Linked DNA regions of Homo sapiens: regions 1 and 2 are each linked to region 3. The links are chromatin contacts, found by Hi-C or POLR2A ChIA-PET in ENCODE. All regions are on one chromosome and are shown on one strand. The core of a region is the stretch at or near the end of the contact, and the rest is flanking DNA. Distances in the headings are between cores, read along the strand shown.

Region 1 (4,841 bases), core at 1,315-3,814, 540 kb before region 3:
TGTTGGCCAGGCTGGTCTTCAACTCCTGACCTCAAGTAATCTGCCCACCTCAGCCTCCCAAAGCGCTGGGATTACAGGCGTGAGCCACCGCACCCAGTCTCACATTCTTTTTAGAGCTGTCTTGAATTCCATCATGGGGACATACCATTGGGATATATCAGTCCCAAGCTGATGGCTATTAATGTTTTTGATCTTCTGCCATCACAAGTATGCAGCTTGGTGTGTGTGCATCTGTCATATTCGTTCGGGTGTCTCTGTAAGACAGACTCCTGGAAGTGGGATTACTGGGTCAAAGGTAGCTAGTAAAGCACGACGGGCCTTGCCAGCCCAGTGTGCTCCCCACCAGACCCAGGATCTAGCCCCAAGTCTGAGTGATGCAGAATTCACGCCCTCACCTCTGTGCCATCCTGCCTCCTTCAGCAGTAGGGCTGGAGCGCATGGTGAGGGGCCAGTTCTACTTTCTGCCTCAGTCAGGATCGGTCCACTTGAGCGTGATATGTGGGGGCCGAGCCGGGAGGCGTTGGAGCTAGCCGAGGAGATGAGGCCAGCCCCCAAACACTTCCAGAACACTCTGAGCCTTCATGAAGGCTGCAGGAGGGAGCATGGCCTCTTGCCCACATTCTCCCCACCTGGGATCTTCTCTCTGGCGGCTGCCTCTGCCTCCCCATCAGCGCCAGAGCAGGACTGGCAGTGGCACCCCAGGCACCAGTGAGCAGGCTACAGGGTCCGTCCCCACCTAGGGCTGCATGGTCAGACCCCTTGAAGAGGGAATGGCAGAACCTCAAGACCTTGGGTGGAGGGCAGCCCAGGAGAGCCAGCCCCAGGCCATGCCATGGCTCCGTGGCTCATGTGGGCAGCCCCCCACTGGCCCTCACAGAGGCAGAGCTGAGTCAGCAGCCAGGGTCGGGGTGCCTCTGAGGCCCAGGCCTACTTCACTGGGAGGTGTCCCTGCACAGAAGTGAGAGGGCTCAGGAGGGGCCTGGCTCTCTGCCTCTGCTGCTTCAGGAAAAGTCCTGCTCCTTGGCTGAGCCCTCAGGGTCCTTCTCCAGCCCCCTGCCCACCGCCTGCCCTCCGGTCTCCTACACCCCCTCACACTCCAGTCAGTCATGTGGAAATGCTTGCAGTTCTCCACATGGGTTATTCCACTGCCTGCCTCCACGCCTCTGACCACGCAGCTCCTTCTTTTCCAGCTAACTCCCACTTGTCCGCAAAGACAATTCAAGAGTCCCTTGGAGCAGCCTGTTCGCACCTATGCACTCACACAGCACCTTGTTTGTTTAGACCCGCCCAGTGCCTCACAGCAACCCCATCTGGGTTCACTGTCAGAGCTCTGAGCCCACGGGGCTACTCGTCCCAAAGGCATACAGCATGTCCCAACATCTGACTTCGAAGCTGGGACAGGCCTGGCTCCGGGAGGGACAGAGGCTTCTACCTGGGGTAGCTGAGCTGTCCAAAGAAGTTTCAGCCATGTCGAGCCCCTGGCGTTGCCGAAATCCCCCACCCCACGGTGCCACAGCACCAGGGCAGCCCCTAGGAAAAGCCAGCCCCTCAGAGGCCCTGTGCTAAAGACCAGAAATTGCCCCTGGGTCTCCGCAGGAGTTCTGCAATGGGGAAGTGAGCCCTCCTGAGGCCTGGCTGGCAGGAGGCTCTTCAAGGCCAGCATCATGTGGACTTCCCCCAACCACTCGCGTTTCTGCACAGCAGCCACGGAGACCTGGGGGCTGCTGAAAAACGAGATCAGAAGGCAACGTCAGCCTGAGTGGGCTGAAACCTGAGATGAGGAAATGAGAAGACGTCAGGGGGCTGGAGGACATGGGTTTGAGGACAGCCAGCACCCAGCACTGCAGCTGAGGCCTCCTGAGGGAGCCAGAGGGAAAGCAAGTCCCCTCCCTGCGGCCTGAGTCTCTGCCAGTGCCCAGCACTCCCAAAGGATCCACCCCAACCTGAGAGACCCCAAAGACATTGGAGCAGCCCCAGACACCTCCTCCCAGGGCCACAAAGGCCCCTGACAAGCCCACAGCAGTCCAAGGCCTCCAACTGGAGTCATCTTTGGTAAATCTGGGGCCCATCAGCACCCACTGCCCTTCCTGGTGCCCTAAGCATGCTGGCAGGGGGACTGGAAACTGCATCCCAGTTTGCAGTGGGTGTATGTCTCATACACCCACAATACCTGATGTGGGCGTGACTCACCTTGGGGACCTGTGAGTCAATAAGGGTGTATGAGTAAGGGGCAGAGCATTTCAACTTAGTCCCATAGCACATGAGCTCACTAAGCAAACATTACCTATGTCTAGATTTGGGGCCAGTCACTACCCACTGGAGGCTGTGGGCTCCAAGGTATGGCAGCAGGGGAGGCCAGCCAGGCTCTGCCCAGCTTGCCCCTCCTTGTGAGGACGGACCCAGCCAGGCCTCCCGCATCCGCCCTTAGACTGGGGGACCCTGGGTGGGGGTAGAAAGGGGGACTGAAAGTGGTGTCTGGAGTTAAGCCCATCTCCTCATCCCCCACCATGGGGATCAAGATGGGGGCTAAGAGTCACCCCACCACCACCCCAACCCACTCTGAACGCAAAACAGAAGGGGACAAGCAAAACAGAACTGAAACTGGGCAAAGGAGAAACAGGTCTGGGCCCGCCCCAGGGACCTCTGTATCTCACCCCTTACCCATACACATCCTGACCAGGGCCTCTCCCCCAGCCTGGGAAAACCTTTCAAGCTTGGCCCTCTCTCACCTGGGCTCTCTCAGCCTCCTGCCCTCCCCCATCTTCCCTGCTCCCAGCCTCATGCTGCCCCAGGCCTCACCCCATCAGAGCTAAAAGGACCCCAGGCTGGGCATCTGTAGATCAGGGATCTGGTCTCCCTCTGCCACTACCTTTTGGGATGACCTTTGGGAAGTCATTCCCTTCTCTGAGCCACAGTTTCCTCATCTGGCCTGGGCTGTGGGCATAGAATCTGCAGGTGAGGGCTCTAATGGGTGAGTTTCAGGCCAGGCTGAGACTTTTCACATTATAACACTGAGGCACCCAGCACCTTGACTACCACTCATCCTGGGGACTTGGGAAGGGACAGAGGCTGGGATTGGACAGTAACAGCCAAGACCTTCCCAGGGCACAAACGCTGCCTCCCTGAAGCCTGCCCTGACTGTCCATGCAGGTCACTCCCATCACTTCACCTCCTCCTTCCCTCCACTCAGCACCAGCCACCACTGGGTCACATCTATGTCCCTTTGGCTCTGCAAGAGCAGCCTGGACCCCTGCATCCCCTACCCCAGCACAGGCCTGACACCAAGCAGGGGCTCAACAAAATATGTGTTGAAGGCCAGGCACAGTGACTCATGTCTGAAATCTCAGCACTTTGGGAGGCCAAGGCCAACAGATCTCTTGAGTTCAGGAGTTCGAGACCAGCCTCGGTAATGTGGTGAAACCTCATCTCCACAAAAGATACACAAAATTATCTGGGTGTGGTGGCATGCACCTGCAGTCCCAGCTGCGCGGGAGGCTGATGTGGGAGGATTGCTTGAGACCAGGAGACGGAGATTGCAGTGAGCCAAAATTGCACCACTGTATTCCAGCCTGGGTGACAGAGCAAGACCCTGTCTCAATGTCTCTCTCTCTCTCTCTCTCTGTGTGTGTGTGTGTGTGTGTGTGTGTGTGTGTTGAAAGAATAAAGGCAGAGAAAATAACAAGTGTTGGTGAGACTGTGGCAAGATTAGAGCCCTCACACTCTGATGGCGGGGATGTAAAATGGTATCACCTCTGTGGAAAGCAGTTTGTCAGTTGCCCAAAACGTTGAACACAGAGTTACCATGGGATTCTGCAGTCCCACTCCCAGGTAAATAGATGTTCCAAAGAGTTGAAAACATCTGATCACACAAAAACTTGTACACAAATATTCATACAGCGTTATTCTGGATATTATTATAACAGCCGAAAAGTGGGAACAATGTCCATGTCCATCAACTGAGGCACAGATAAGCAACATGGCCTAGCCACACAATGAGCTCTCATTCAGCAGTGAGAAGATGGGGCGTCCTGGTTCAGGCTACCACATGATAACCCCTGAAAACAGTATGCTAAGTGAAAGAAGTCAGACACAAAAGGTGACATGTACAATTCCATTTATATGAAATGCCTAGAAGCTGGATGCAGTGGCTCACGCCTGTAGTCCCAACTATTTGGGAGGCCCAGGCAGGAGGATTACTTGAGCCCAGGAGTTTGAATCCAGCCTGGAAAACATAGCGCGACCTCATCTCTGAATAAATTATTTAATTTAATTTTTTAAAAAATGTCCAGAAGAGACAAATGCATAGAGACAGAAAGTACATTAGTTGGGGGACAAGGAAAGGGGAAGTAACTGCTAACAGGCACGAGGTTTCTTGGGGGTGATGGAATGTTCCAGAGTTAGCTAGAGGTAGGTGTCATAGAGCATTATGAATATACTCAAAACCACTGCAATGTGCATTTTGAAATGGCAAAATTTGTGTTATATGAACCTTTACTCAATAAATACATAAATAAATAAATAATAAATAAATAAATAAATAAATAAATAAATAAAAAGGCAACAACAGCCACCCCAGGGACAGGTTTGGAAAGCCAAACTTGTCTGACTGGCTGGGTGGCTTGTCTATTTGTGTGTTTCTTAAAACAGCATCCTACAGGAGAACTATTCTTTGCTCAGGGAAACCCCCACCCCCTCACTCCACTCCTACCTCGAGACAAGGCCTCTGAGGAGCAGATGGGAGGAGAGGGGCTCTGGGGAAACATAGGGGGCATTGCAGTGGGGTGCTGCCCTCTCCTTGGGCAGGTGCCCCCATGATGAGCAGACTCAAGGTCCAGCTACAG
Region 2 (4,502 bases), core at 1,417-3,916, 700 kb after region 3:
CTAACTTGAATATCACCTTTTCCTTAATGCCTTCCCAGTTCAATGTTTGCTCCCTCCTCACACCTTTATACAGCATCCTGTGGAGACCGATCGAATTGCCTAGTGCTGCTGCTTTTCCCTGCTGGTTTGTAAATTCAAGTTCAGAGACTCTTTCTAAACTCTGACACACATCAAGGGCTGGGTGTGCTGACACTGACACAGTCCCAGTCCATTGCTTACTGGCTACGTAATCTTTGGTAATTTGACCCATCTCTGCCTCCATTTCCTCATCTGAAAAGTAGAGAATTGGATTCTCCACTTCATAGGATTGCTGGGAGGTTGAAATGGGCTAATATAGGTGGTGCACTTAAAAATGGAGCTGACATATAGTAGAAGTACTTGGTATTATATGATCCCATGATATAATAAGTCCCCTTCTCTAAATCATTTCTTCACCTAATGCTGCCTCACACCTGGGGAAGCGAACAAGGCACCACTAAAAGCCAATCCACTGATCTCGGCATCCTATTTATTCTCCTTTTAGAAGGCTTGGCCAGGCACGGTGGCTCACACCTGTAATCCCAGCACTTTGGGAGGCTGAGGCAGGATTGCTTGAACTTAGGAGTTTGAGATCAGCCTAGGTAACATGCCAAAACCCTGTGTCTACAAAAATTAAAAACTAGCCAGGGGTGGTGGTACATGCCTATAATCCCAGCTACTGGGGAGGCTGAGGTGGGAGGACTGCTTGAGCCCAGGAGATCGAGGCTGCAGTGAGCTGTGACAGCTCCACTGCACTCCAGCTTGGGCCTTGTGTGAAAAAAAAAACAAAAAGAAAAAAGAATAAAGAAATCTTGAGTAAAACTTGGTAGTCTCCCTTCTTATTCTCTATCACTGCTATCATCTAAATTTCCAGGAACCTCCTGGGCCACTTCTAACCGCTAGATGGCCAAGCTACAGAGTGATTATTTCCTTAGGCAAGCAAACATCCCAGCCCTCTAATACGGTATTTCCTGGGGCTGGAATATCAACAGGAAGTTATGTGAGGAAGAGCTCTGCCAAAACACTCATTCCAAGGAAGGGACTGGTAAAGTGACAAATTTGCCCAATCCTGTACAACATCCTGCATCCTCCACATGTGGCCCTGTTGCACATCTAATCCACAGGCAGGTCACTCGCTGCTGACTCTATTCTTCTCTGGGCTCCTGGGACGTATAAATATGACTCTATGTAAGAAAACCAGAGGCTGGGCGCAGTTTGCTCATGCCTGTAATCCCAGCACTTTGGGAGGCCGAGGCGGGCGGATCACGAGTTCAGGAGTTCCAGACCAGCCTGGCCAACATGGTGAAACCCTGACTCTACTAAAACCACAAAAATTAGCCGGGCGCGGTGGCGGGCGCCTATACTCCTAGCTACTCGGGAGGCTGAGGCAGGAAAATTGCTTGAACCCGGGAGGCGGAGGTTGCAGTGAGCCGAGATCGCGCCACTGCACTCCAGCCTGGGTGACAGAGCAAGACTCCGTCTCTAGAGAAAAAAAGAAAACCAGACAGATTAAAAAGTTGCACTTACAAAGCAGTTGGGGCATTTATTGACATTTAAACAAGGGAGGAGATCCTGAACACTAGTCTCGCTCAGTTTATAAAAACTTGAGGCCAAACTCTCCATCATCTGTACACAGCTTAACCACGGCCAGGAGCAAGAATTCGAGTTAAACGAATTGAACCAGTCCAACCACAAGACGATAAAGGGAAACAGGGCGTGGGGATTTCCAGTTTTTCCTTTTACATTACAAAGTTTCCAACACAAGAAGCCAACAATACCCCAGTGCTGCACCAAGTTACTTCCCACTGTTTCCCAAGGCACAGTCAATTAATAATCAGTAGTCCAAGTTCTAAGAACATTCCCTGGAAAACAAGGACGCACCTCCCGTGGCTCTATGCATGGCCTGCCACTGATGAATCAAATTCTTAAGAACCTACGACCGTCTGATACCCTTGAGGAGAGCACCCTCATAGAATCTCCAGCATCAGGCCTCAGTTTTCCCATCTGTAAAAGACAGCCATGCAAAGTGGGAGATCCGCTAGGCTTCCAGATCGAAGTCATCGCGCTCCTCATTGTACTCTAGCACGTGCCGCTTGATCTTGGACGAGTCCACCCAAGTGACAAAGTCCTCCATGCTGCGCGTGACAAGGAAGGCGGGGTCGGTAACCACGTCAGGGCCCACGCGTACGTGCCCTTGCTCCACAAAGGCCACGGCAGCCTGAAGGTGCTGCGCCATGCGCAGCTTGAGGAGCACGGTGGGGAGGCGGCGGCGGCAGAAGGACGAGGCCGTGACGAAGTCGCAGAGCTCCAGCGAACCGCGCGTGGGCACCAAGCCGAGAGCATACAGCTTGTCCAGCAGCGCGGCCGAAGCGCGCACGCGGAACTGGTCGCGTTCGGGCAGGTCGCGCAGGCGCCGCGCCAGCTCACGCACGGCACGGCTCAGCTGGTTGTAGCGCGTGTAGTCCTCCCGCCGCTGCAGCCGGTAACGCCGCAGCACGCGCAGCTCGTGCAGGTTGTGGTCGGTGACCTCCCAGTTCAGGAAGTCCACCTGCTTCAGCAGCTTCTGCTCGTGGAACTTAAGCTTCCGCACCATGATGGCGGCAGCCGCAGCCGCAGGACCCGAAGCTGAGAGCGCGTTCTGGCATCCGCGCGATTTCCGCCGCGGCGCCCCAAGACCTGGACGGCCTGGGACCCTGGGCCAATGAAAGAAAGACTTAAAGTCACGCCCTCACTTCCCATTGGCCAGGGTGGGACCACGCCTCTGCACTGGGATCTCGCGTTTCTTCTTTTCTTCGCGTTTGCGAGGGAGGGGGTAGAAGCACCGGAGGTGGGTGGTTGGGAGCGGGTCCCTAGGCGGTTCCGCGCGGTTTTTAGTAGCCAAGACTGTATCCCTTTCTGCGGCAATCATTTCCTCCTAGACTTCTGTCCTTTGGGGACTTTCAGAGTCTCCCCCGCAAGAGCTGAAGAGGCCATTTCTGGGGAAGAGGGGTGACTGCGGCTTGTTGATTGGGTTTACTGTGCTAACTTGCACTGGGCTCCTGCCATGCCTTGGGGGAGCTTGCCGGAGCCGGCTCTCCTGGGGCTGACCTGGTAGTCCCCGCCGCCCGCCAGCGTCAGGTCCTTCACCTGGCATGCAGAGCGATCTCTCATTGTCAAGTTGGGATAGGTGGCACCGAACCCATGAAATACTGATTGGCTGCTTCCTAGGCCCACAGAAAAGGGATCTATAAGGGAGTCGCCTGGAAATCTGTATTATTAACTAAAGTGTCAGATGATTCATAAAACCCAGCAAGTTTGAGAAACTTGGACTATAACTACAAGTCCAAACCCTTTAGTCTGTGCTCAAATGAATTATCCTGACATGAATTTCTGGCCACCAAGCATTGAGTTAACAAATTTAATGCTGTTTCCGCTAGTTGCATCTGTAAGTTACATCTGAGTATAGCGCTGCAGACCTAACCCCTTTTTGCCCGGGCATTTGACGCCACCTAGCTTCTCACTGATCATTTTTGTTTTGTATGCTTTTCATTGTCTTTTACAATACAATATTTGAGGGTTGGGCGCGGTGGCACATGCCTGTAATCCCAGCACTTTGGGAGGCTGAGGTGGGAGGATCATTTGAGGCCAGGAGTTCAAGACCAACCTAGGCAAAAAAAAAAAGAAAAAAGAAGCGAGATCCCACCTCTGTAAAAAATCTTAAAGAATTAGCCAAGCATGGTGGTGCGCACCTGTAGTCCTGACTACCTGGGAGGCTGAGGGGGAAGGATCATTTGAGCCCAGGACTTGTAGGCTGCATTGAGCTACAATGGTGCCACCGCACCCCAGCTTGCACAACAGAGCCAGACCCTGTCTCAAAAAGATATATATATATATATAAAATATTCGATATCTGGAAAATAATATAATATGTAAATTATAAAGTATAATAAATACTCATAAACTTAGCCAGTTTAAGAAAACATCACCAGGCTAGGCATGGTGGCTCATGCCTGTAATCCCAACACTGGGAGGCCAAGGTGGGAGGATCACTGGAAGCCAGGAGTTCAAGACCAGCCTGGGCAACATAGTAAGACTCAGTCCCTATGGACAAAAAAAAAAAAAAAAAATTAGCCAGGCATGGTGGCAGCACCTATAGTCCCAGCTACTGGTGAGGGTTTCGGGGTAAGAGGGGGGAGGATCCCTTGAAGCCGGAAGTTCAAGGATGCAGTGAGCCATGATCACACTACTGCACTCCAGCTTGGGCAACAGAACAACATCCTGTCTCTAAAACAAACAGAAAGCTAATACAGATTGTTTGCTTTTTTAATCTAATTGATTTTTTCTTTTTTTTTTTTTGGAGATCGAGTCTTGCTCTCTCGCCCAGGCTGGAGTGCAGTGGTGTGATCTTGGCTCACTGCAACCTCCGCCTCCTGGGTTCAAGCTATTCTCCTGCCTCAGCCTCCTGAGTAGCTGGGACTGCAGGCACCTGCCACCACACCTGGCTA
Region 3 (4,769 bases), core at 1,653-4,152:
TGTAATCCCAGCACTTTGGGAGGCTGAGGTGGAAGGATGGCTTGAGCCCAGGAGGTTAAGGCTGCAGTGAGCTGTGCCAACTGCACTGCAGCCTGCATGACAGAGCGAGACCCTGTCTCAAAAACAAAAACAAAAACAAAACAAAACCACAACAACAGAAGAAGAAAAAGAAAAATTTGGCTGGGCATGGTGGCTCACACCTGTAATCCCAGCACTTTGGAAGGTGGGAGGAGGGAGGCACTCCTGAGCCCAGGAGTCCCCAGACCAGCCTGTTTCTACGGAAAATAAAACTGGTGGCGCACCCTTGTGGTCCCAGCTACTTGGAAGGTGGAGGCAGGAGGATCAGTTGAGTCCCAGGAGGTCAAGGCTGCAGTGAGCTGTGATGGTGCCACTGCACTCCAGCCTAGGCAACACAGTGAGACTATCACCAAAAAAAAAAAATAAATAAATAAATAAATAAAAAATTTTTTTTTTGAGATGGCATGATTTCGGCTCACTGCAAACCTCTGCCTCCCGGGTTCAAGCAATTCTAATGCCTCAGCCTCCCAAGAAGCTGGGACCACGTGTGCGTGCCACCACACCCGGCTAATTTTTGTATTTTTAGTAGATACTGGGTTTCGCCATGTTCAGGCTGGTCTGGAACTTCTGATCTCAGGTAATCTACCCGCCACAACCTCCCAAAGTGCTGGGATTACAGGCGTGAGCCACCGTGTCCGGCTGAAAAATGTAAATTGTACTGTTACTTTAGCAAAACACAAAATCTAAACAAACATCAGGATGGCCCAAACATAACTATAAGAAACAAAAATGGTTCCACCATTAAAAAGGAGTCAGTTTCGGCCAGGTGTGGTGTCTCACGCCTGTAATCCCAGCACTTTGGGAGGCTGAGGCAGACGGATCACCTGACCTCACGAGCTCGAAACCAGCATGGCCAACATGGTGAAACCCCATCTCTACTAAAAACACAAAAAGTAGCCGGGCATGGTGGCAGGTGCCTGTAACCCCAGCTACTCCGGAGGCTGAGGCAGGAGAATCGCTTGAGCCAAGACCGTGCTATTGCACTCCAGCCTGGGCAACAAGAACGAAACTCTGTCTCAAGAAAAAACAAAACAAAACAAAACAAAACAAAAACAAACAAACAAACAAAAAAAAACAAGGAGTCAGTTTCCCAAGATGGACTTTGGTTTCCTTTTCTATAAAATAAAATGGCTTCCACGATCTCTAAAGTACACTCTAGGTTGGCTGCAGTGGCTCATGCCTATAATCCCAAACTTTGGGAGGCTGAGGTGGGAGGATCACCTGAGCCCAGGAGTTCAAGCCCAGCCTGGGCAACATAGGGACACTCCGTCTCTAATTTAAAAATAAATAAATAAACAAAAATAAAGTACCCTCCAGCCTTATGGTTCTACGACAAATGATAAAAGTCTAAAATGAATGAAGCAAAACATATTCTTTTTTTTTTTTTTTTTTTTTTGAGACGGAGTCTCGCTCTGTCGGCCAGGCTGGAGTGCAATGGCGCGATTTCGGCTCACTGCAACCTCCGCCTCTCAGGTTCAAGCGATTCTTGTGCTTCAGCCTCCCGAGTAGCTGGGATTACAGGCGCCCACCACCACACCCAGCTAAATTTTTTGTATTTTTAGTACAGACAGGGTTTCACCATGTTGGCCAGGCTGGTCTTGAACTCCTGACCTCAGGTGATCCGCCCGCCTCGGCCTACCAAAGTGCTGGGATTACAGGCATGAGCCACCGCGCCCGGCTGAGTTCTTTTTTTAATTTTTAACTTCAGCATACCCTGAAACGAGTTTCTGAGTTCTTATGTTTAAATACGCATGCATAGTTGCCAGTGATGCAGGTTCAAAAATAAAATATAATATGCATGCATAGAAGCTAAATTTCACGGACCAAGATCGAAGTGCAATTACTGTAATTATTCTATGGTGGTGGACTCAAAACCTCCCAGCACACATATAAAGGGAAGGAAAATAGACAAAAATCAGAAGCACGTCTCATACTCCAGCAATCAGGCTTCTATTACAAAGGGGAAAAAACACGAAGCGTTCCTATGCTTGTAAAACCCAGTATTCCTGTGTCTGTGACATTCAGTTTTCAAAAGAGTGATATTTTTATCATAAGCCCTATCAAAACTCTGGCTATCTTCCGGAGATCAGGAAACAACCACACACTTCCATCTATTTTAAACGTGGAAGAATTAGAACGTGGCACAGCAGACCCTAAAAATGATGGAAAAGGCTGTGAAGGTGACACACTAATCGCTAACCGAGAAATGCCTGATTGAAAAGTATAATCGTGTGTCCCATACGGAAGTATATTGTGTCCTCGGACCCCAAGCGGCGTGCCCGGAGGCTCAATGTCACCTTCGCCGAGGCGCTGCAGGCCGGCGGCGGCCACTCTCGGTCAGGTGGCCGCAGGGTCGGCGCTGGGGCAGGGTCATGGCCCGGGAACCGAAGGGGAGCGCTGCGTCCCCTCCTCGGCGCCCACAGCAGGTCCACATCTGACCTGTCCGCGGTGGCACAGCCAGGAAGTTGCGCGGGGGGAGGCCCCGGGGGCGCGCTTTCAGGTCCTCCACTACTCGAGGCGGCGGGCAGGGCGGCCCGCGGTCACCGGGTTCAGTAACCAGGGTAGGGCAAGGGCTAGGCCGGGGAGAGCCCGCCCCGGAGTGGCAGCGGGGACCCAGGTCACCGCAAGGACACGAGGGCGCGGGCAGTGGCAAGCAGGGGCCTTACCCACGGCGGGGCCGGGGGTCCGGGCGGAGTGCAGGAGGCCTCGAGGGTCGGCCCGGGTGGTTGCGGCCACAGCGCAGCGGCGGAGAGCGGCGCCCAGCATGACGGCGATGGCGGCGCGCGGGCTGAGGACAGAGAGAAGCCGGTGTAAGCTCGCGGGTTGCTCCGGAGCGGGCGGGGGCCGGACAGGCTCACAGCGGGCGGAGCACGTAGGCCCGCCCACTGCGACTCTGGCGCGTGGGCGGGAGGAGCCACCGCGCGGCCGGCGGCGGCGGGGGCTACGGCGGCGCGCTGAGGACAAACTGTTAGCCTCGCGTCCCGCCTTGTCTCTGGTCAGGTGACGTGCAGCTGCCATCCTGTAAGTAGGAATGGAGGCGAGGGAGGAGCAACCGACCGTGATCTTGTTCGAGTCAGGCCCAGGAGGGCACTTAATCACCTCAAAATAGGAATGACAGCAATAACAACAAACTATAATAAAAAATACGTACTTTGCGCCCGGGCGCTGTGGCTCATGCCTGTAATCCCAGCACTTTTGGGAGGCCGAGGCGGGCGGATCACCTGCGGTCGGGAGTTCAAGACCAGCCTGGGCAACATGGAGGAACCCCCGTCTCTACTAAAAATACAAAATTAGCCAGGCGTGGTGGCGCAACGCATGCCCGCAATCCCAGCTACTCGGGAGGCTGAGGCAGGAGAATCGCTTGAACCCAGGAGGAGGAGGTTGCGGTGAGCCGAGATGGTGCCATTGCACTCCAGCCTGGGCAACAAGAGCGAAACTCCGTCTCAAAAAAACCAAACAAAACAAAAACCTACTTTGCTTAGCCCCGCCTTCTCATTGTGGCATAAAATAAAACAGCGAATGGGGGAAAGAATGCCGCTGGACGCGGTTGCTCACGCCTGTAATCCTAGCACTTTGGGAGCCCAAGGCGGGCGGATCACCTGAGGTCGGGAGTTCGAGACCAGCCTGACCAACATGGAGAAACCCCTGTCTCTACTAAAAATGCAAAATTAGCCAGGTGTGGTGGCGCATGCCTGTAATCCCAGCTATTTGGGAGGCTGAGGCAGGAGAATTGCTGGAACCCAGGAGGCAGAGGTTGCAGTGAGTTGAGATCGCACCATTGCACTCCAGCCTGGGCAACAAGATCAAAACTCCATCTCAAAAAAAAAAAAGGCCTATGCGTAAGGGATTTTATTAGTACATATTCTTATATCACAAACCAGCTTGCATAAAAAATGAGTTAAACTACTTCATTTCACAGATTAGGAAAGAGGCTCAGAAATTAGGTTGCTGCTGGCAGTCAAGGATCTTTTCGCCACATCCCCAGTTCTGAGGACTCTCACCTGAATGTTTCCCATCTCCTACAGGAGGGCTCCTGAATCCACGATGGCTCTGAAATAGGGTTGATCAAGTTCCACAGTTGTTGCATCTTATCTCACTAGCTACATCCTAACTTTGAGCCCCTGGGCAGTCAAGGACACCTCTCCCAGGCCTGAAGTATCTGGATGCTGCCCAGAGTTAATGAGACATTGTATTCTGTCTTGCTGTCTCCCATTCTCTATCCCTGGGCACACTGAGGAAAGAAAAGGTGGCCATTCATGTGCCACTTCCTCACTTCAGGCCGACTCTCCAGGGCCTCAGCATCTGCCCTTCTCTTTTTCCTCCCTAGCAGTGTGGCTTCAGTGGGTAGGAACCTGGCGGGGAAAAGGATTTTTAAAATGTTTTCAAAGCACCTGCCCTCACCGTTTCCCACCAACCTAGTGCTGGGGCTTAGAAAACAATACCACAAAGTGAAGGCCTATGAAGCAGTTTCTCTCTGACCTTCTGCCCTCTTGTCTCTTGCCCCTTACTCTCCCTCCAGGCATGCCACAGAAACTAGAATCCCTCCTCCCCAAGAGGGGGTCTAGAAAGTAGAACCCCTTTGTCCCAAAGCCAGCCATAAAGCCTAAAAATATTGCTCTAACCTTTCTCTTTGCCTTTCTATGTAACAGCTGGCCATAAAGAAATTAAGGCCGAGCACGGTGGTTCACGCC

What was found. Hi-C counts contacts between places; a loop is a spot of excess contacts on that map. ChIA-PET counts read pairs that join two places held with the same protein, here RNA polymerase II (POLR2A). Pooled maps may share reads with other maps.
Region 1: a pooled map shows a loop between it and region 3 (4-fold over the local background). The contact joins the enhancer-like site here to the promoter of COX5A in region 3. A Hi-C loop is called at or near these places in 1 of 168 maps with a recorded cell type or tissue (CD4-positive, alpha-beta T cell), 2 of 37 single-sample maps with no recorded cell type and 6 of 50 pooled maps. POLR2A ChIA-PET finds 5 or more read pairs at or near these places in 3 of 52 experiments (BJ, GM12878 and activated CD4-positive, alpha-beta T cell).
Region 2: a map of GM12878 shows a loop between it and region 3 (5-fold over the local background). The contact joins the promoter of IMP3 here to the promoter of COX5A in region 3. A Hi-C loop is called at or near these places in 1 of 168 maps with a recorded cell type or tissue (GM12878) and 12 of 50 pooled maps. POLR2A ChIA-PET finds 5 or more read pairs at or near these places in 2 of 52 experiments (GM12878 and activated CD4-positive, alpha-beta T cell).

Annotation. Positions count from the first base shown.
Region 1 is chr15:74,394,932-74,399,772 of GRCh38, forward strand. No RefSeq gene overlaps it. Among named protein-coding and RNA genes, the nearest start is that of MIR6881, 14 kb to the right of the region's middle. RefSeq lists enhancers at 1,330-1,399, 1,420-1,489, 1,540-1,889, 1,571-2,770, 1,940-2,139 and 4 more. Within about 2 kb of position 2,565, at least 9 of the 41 ENCODE cell types and tissues checked have a DNase peak (open chromatin) inside an H3K27ac peak, as active enhancers do; they include GM12878, where a contact is called at or near this core.
Region 2 is chr15:75,637,558-75,642,059 of GRCh38, forward strand. It overlaps IMP3 (IMP U3 small nucleolar ribonucleoprotein 3), which reads right to left and starts at 2,667. Exons shown (of 1, transcript NM_018285.4): 1 at 1,536-2,667. The coding sequence starts at 2,611. The coding sequence ends at 2,057. RefSeq lists an enhancer at 2,312-2,371 and a silencer at 2,662-2,821.
Region 3 is chr15:74,935,171-74,939,939 of GRCh38, forward strand. COX5A (cytochrome c oxidase subunit 5A) reads right to left here and starts at 2,903. Exons shown (of 5, transcript NM_004255.4): 1 at 2,745-2,903. The coding sequence starts at 2,844. RefSeq lists a silencer at 2,597-3,156.